2 separate regions of the Homo sapiens genome follow, and region 1 is linked to region 2. A link is a contact called in ENCODE Hi-C or POLR2A ChIA-PET data. All regions are on one chromosome and are shown on one strand. The core of a region is the stretch at or near the end of the contact, and the rest is flanking DNA. Distances in the headings are between cores, read along the strand shown.

Region 1 (2,700 bases), core at 162-2,661, 320 kb after region 2:
AATGATTCATATTATGCAATTTTAACCACTCATTAAAGCAGTCGATATTTGTTATGGGACCTCTTTGCCTAAATTTTATTCATAACAGGGCAAATAAATCATTGAAGAGAATTCTGTGGTCATGATTTAATTTGGTAAGTGGTTGGCAGGTCAGTTAATCCAAGCATGCCCTCCTACCTCTTGTTCCACTTCCTTTAGATGAATCCCTTTTATTTTAGCAAACAGGCTGAGGTTTTCCTTCACGGTGAGTATGTCAAATTGAACATTGAATTGAGGACAGACGCCAGTTATCTTTCTGATTTCCTCCAAGTCTTGCATTTCAGAGAGATTTTTATTATAGATGGTAACTGATCCTAAGAATAGAAGTTAAAAATAAAATTGGCAAGATAATACATTCTATTAATATTCATAGATCTCATTTAAGAAAATATTGGCATATGTTCACAAATGTCTAAAATGATTTGTGAACTACTATTCTTGACATAAATATATGCTTATAGAACTGCATATATGTGAACACAATTTGTGAACTACTAATTATTCTTGTTACAAACATATGCTTATAGAACTGCACATCTACCCTGAAATATCACACAATGGAATAAAGATAATAATTTTTATAAAATTGCAGAAATATGAAGTATATTCAAAATTATGTAGCTCTTGGAAACAACTTTAGATAAACATTATTTCTCTTAAGCCATCAAATTTAAAATTTAAAATGAGAGGCATATGCTTGACCTCATTCTATTATAAGACATCTTGCCTTTGAGAAATTTCTTTTTACTCACCTTCTGTTGGAACAGACAATCCATTAAGAATATTTAGCAGTGAAGATTTGCCAGCTCCACTGTGACCCAGGATTGCCGTGATTTGACCTTCATATATGTCAAAGAGCAAGCCTATTTTTAGAACAAATTGTTAACAAATTATTAACAGTATAAACAGAAAGGCATTAGACAGGCCTGGTCCCAACATAGAACAAGGCTATTTAGTTTAGTGGCATATTTCTCAGCATTTCAATACTTTAAAATACACAATGATCAATATTTTCCTAATTGCCAAAATAATATGTGACAGAACTATAATAATTAAAATAATATGTTACTGGTGCAGGATATAGTGACCAATGGAACAGAACAGAAGTCTAATATGGACCAAAGAAAATATAAAAATAAAGATTAATAAAATGACCTTTCAAATGTATTAGAAAGATGGTTTATTTAATAAATAATATTGGGACAACTAAACAAATACATTAACAAATTTTATGTTTGTAATTTTTTTTTTTTGTTACAGGATCTCATTCTGCCACCTAGACTGGAGTGCAGTGGAGCAATCACAGCTCACTGCAGCCTCAATCTCCCACGCTTAAGCAATTCTCCCACGTCAGCTCCCTGTAGCTGAGACTATTGGCCCACGCCACCACACTTGGCTAATTTTTGTATTTTTAGTAGAGACAGGGTTTTGCCATGTTGCCCAGGCTGGTTTCAAACTCCTGAGTTTAAGCAATACACCCACTTCGGGATTTACAGATGTGAGCCACCATGCCTGGCCTGTAATTTTTAAATGCAAAGTATACGGTGTTTTCCAGGGTAAGAGGGAAGTGATACTGGCTGTTGGGACTGACCCACAGTAACTGGAAAAATTAAATAGAAGCCTCAGTTTCGTCATCTGCAAAGTGAGAGATATATTAACATGTCTTTCACAGGCCTAAATGTAAAATGGTACATGTAAATCACTTAGCATAGTTTCCCGCACACACCAAATCCTCAATGAAATCTAAGTGTTTATTGCTATTGTTGTCGTTGTCATTATTATTCATTATGTATTGCTTGTGGGAGTATGACTTTTTATGATTTTAGAGGGAAATAATTTGAAATATGAATCAAGAATCTTGAAAGTATGCTTCCTTTGAATAATTCTGCTTCTAGAAATTTATATTCAAGAAACAATTTATGACATTTACAAAGATTGAACAAGGCTGTTCATTCTAGTATTTTTTATTACACTAAAAATTGGAAACAAATTGAATCTCATACATTGGTGTGTTAATAAGTTAGTCGTGGTATCCATATAATGGAATGGTACTTAGCTTCTGAAAAGTAGGCCATAGATAAAAGATTTCAAAAGTGTGTCCCAAAGGTGTTGCAGATGTGCTCCAGAAACTAACTCCATGAGGAAGGAAGAGGAGGCTAAGGGATTGCAACTTCTTCCCTGATTTCCCAAAGAGCAGCTATACTTGGTTTGAATTCATAATCATATTTTTAATGTGTTGATGTCCAATGCTTTTAATTTTTTAAGGTGCTGCTATTTTTAAAATGAACAAAATTCTTAAAGAAGTTTTTTGTTTAGACAAAAAGAAGTTCATGACTTGATGAGTACAAAGGTAGTTCAAAATGTGCTCCAAAACTTTAAGTAATCAATTTAAAATTATTTCAGTATCTCCTGAGCTAACATTAAAGAAAGAAATCACAGCTCTAGATGGTATTTGATGAGAGAAACCTAGAGAGAGAATAAAATTGCTCATACAAATACATTAAATTCTCAAAGACCTAATCTAAAAGCAATGAATAAGACTGAATTAGAGGATGCTGTATTTATTAGAAAATACACGCAATATAAACACAATGGTCGGAGAACTCTACACTTCTGGAAGGTTCATGGCTCTTCTTTTTCAGCTTTTAAGGCTTCTGTCTT
Region 2 (2,700 bases), core at 126-2,625:
TGGAAGGTTTTGAGGATTGAGTTTCCCTGTTGTTTTGTGGTTTACAAACTCCTAGACACATTTATCTACATGGCAAACCTTGAAAGAAGACCAAAATTTTAGCTATACTCTTTACCATCATTTTCTTCTCATAAACTGGAGCTGACAAAAAGAAATTGACACTATACACGTTGCTATTTTTTCTGCATACTGATTCTCAGGCTTGGAGTTAATTTTTGCAGGGTAACCTTGGACTGTTTGTTTTATTTCATCTTTCTACTTCTCTCAGCTTTTACTAACTCCGGTCACACCAAAAACAAACAAACAAACAAAAAAACACACACACACAAAACTATGACATCAGACCAAAGTTACAAAGTTACCACAGGTCTAATCCTATTGCTAGGTAGTCATGCTTGCTGGTAAAACTGTTTTTGGCATCTTTATCACTATTCACCAAAACCGTAATTATCAGGTGACATCTCCAGGTCCCCAGGGGTGGGACCTTGTTGCATGGCCTCTGCTGCAGGTCATCTCAGACACACTGAGGTTTCCTACAACTTCCTCTGAGCCTTCCTTTGTTCTTTATTGCAGTAACTGGCTAATGCTAGATTCCAAGGTGGCATTCAAAGTCAATCTTCAAATTCCATGCCAAGTGGAGAAACATTTAATTCTGGGGTTGTTTCTAGAAGTAAAGTTTCATTTTAGCAATCTTGGCTTCTCTCAGGGTTTCTGACCTGTGACAACTGGGGTGTAAAGGACAACAAAATAATATTACATTTAAGAACAAGTGATGGGATTAAATGTTTATTTTTCATCTAAAACTTTAAAAAAGGAAGCAAATGAGTAATTCCGTGCTGCCTTTTCACAATGTCATGTAAAATATTGAGTGTTTTTTTAAATAAAACATTTTTTCCCATTGAGTATAAAATATACACACATGAATTACTGATTTATTTTTTTACAAGACAACGTATATTCATGCCCCAGAGCTTCTTTCTCCTTTCAGATAGAAATCCCTTCTGGGTGATTCCTGAGTATTATGTGGATCACTGTGGATTTTGGCTGCAAAAGAGAACAGAGCATCCCTTTTGTAAAAGAAGTATCAACCAATGTAACAGTTTCTGCTTTTTTGCTTCCAAGTTGCTGAGATTGACCAGAAGGCTGGAGCCTAGGCCACCACTGATAGGTTATCTCATTCACAGATTATATCCTAATGTTGGAAGTTTGCAGTGCCTTGCCCCCAGATGAAGACCCCTCCCCCGCCCAGTGATGTGTTTGGAAAAGTCTTGGAAGTAATTGCTCCTTGATTTTTTTTTTTTAGTTTCAAGTGAATAATGCAACAAAAAGCAGAAATGTGAATAATCCCATTGTAAGTCACTCGCCTTCTGGTGGATTTCGGTCAGGGTCAAAGAGCAAACGGGCAGGAACTGGGCTGTTTGAATGAGCTTTGTAAACAAGGTCGTCATCAAGCCATGACTCAATACACAGTGAATTATCTGAAGCCTTTTAGAATTAGCAACTAACCTCCAGGAAACTGGTGCATGTTGCAATGAAGTAGCTGACCATCCAAATAGCACAGGCCACAGCACCATGGGACATTGCATTTATTAATCATTAATTAATTTATTTATTTTTGAGACAGAGTCTCACTCTGTCACCCAGGCTGCATGGCAGTGGCATGATCTTGGCTCACTGCAACCTTTGCCTCCTGGGTTCAAGCAATTCTCCTGCCTTAACCTCTCCAGTAGCTAGGATTACAGGTGTGCGCCACCACGCCGGGCTAATTTTTGTATTTTTAGTAGAGAGGGGGTTTTGTCATGTTGGCCAGGCTGGTCTTGAACTCCTGACCTCATGTGATCTGCCCACCTCAGCCTCTCAAAGTGCTGGGATTGCAAGCGTGAGCCACCACCCCCGGCAGGGACATTGCATTTAATACAGAGGGATCACTCCTCGTGTAGTGTCCCTGAATTCTTCCATTGCTTACAACATTCAAGTTTCCATGAGTGAAGAACTTTATTCTGCTTCATTATTTTTATTTATCCACTTTTTTCTTTGATATGCAGAGTGGCCCAAGAGAGCACAAATTCTAAAGGTTGACAGAAGAGGGAGCACTTGTAACTTTGAAATAACAACAAAAAAGATATGTTTTTCCCTTTATATAATAGGGCTTTGTCTGTTTTTAAAAACTAGATCTTTTCCCAGCTGCGTGTCGCACCAGATGTTCTCTTTGTGAGGCTTGGGCATAGAAAGTCCTCCAAGGCCCCAGGCTCTCATTGCTTCCAGAACACAGCCCTACTTTCTCCCATTCTGAATTTTTTTTAACACAGAACAATCCATTATTCTTACCACCATGTAGTCTGAAAGTCTGTATAATCCCCTAAGGGTAGGAAAAAACAAACACAAACAAGCTAGAAAGAAGATGATTGAAATAAAGTAAAGAGCTGGTAAATACGAAGGCAGGAAAAGAGGTAACCAGGGAAGAAGCTAGAGAACAAGGAAGAGGAAGTGAAGATAATGGGCTGAAAAGTCACAAAACAAAACAGCAAAACAATCTTCCCCTCCCCCCAAACTCTTTTCATATATTTTGTTTTCCATTATGCAAAACATTAGGTTTGATGGGCTTTATTTTCCCGTCAAAAAAACTTACAGATGCAAACAGAAAGGGAAAGTAAGACAAGGAGTGATCCAGGTCTCGGCTCACATGCCTTTGCTGGCAGG

The links. Hi-C counts contacts between places; a loop is a spot of excess contacts on that map. ChIA-PET counts read pairs that join two places held with the same protein, here RNA polymerase II (POLR2A). Pooled maps may share reads with other maps.
Region 1: a loop to region 2 is called in a pooled map, with 4 times the contacts of the local background. The contact joins two enhancer-like sites. A Hi-C loop is called at or near these places in 2 of 37 single-sample maps with no recorded cell type and 4 of 50 pooled maps. POLR2A ChIA-PET finds 5 or more read pairs at or near these places in 1 of 52 experiments (activated CD8-positive, alpha-beta memory T cell).

What each region holds. Positions count from the first base shown.
Region 1 is chr17:69,114,585-69,117,284 of GRCh38, forward strand. It overlaps ABCA6 (ATP binding cassette subfamily A member 6), which reads right to left. Exons shown (of 39, transcript NM_080284.3): 12 at 792-902; 13 at 178-353. Among named protein-coding and RNA genes, the nearest start is that of MIR4524A, 16 kb to the left of the region's middle. Within about 2 kb of position 1,412, at least 6 of the 41 ENCODE cell types and tissues checked have a DNase peak (open chromatin) inside an H3K27ac peak, as active enhancers do.
Region 2 is chr17:68,792,661-68,795,360 of GRCh38, forward strand. No RefSeq gene overlaps it. Among named protein-coding and RNA genes, the nearest start is that of ABCA8, 160 kb to the right of the region's middle. Within about 2 kb of position 1,376, at least 16 of the 41 ENCODE cell types and tissues checked have a DNase peak (open chromatin) inside an H3K27ac peak, as active enhancers do.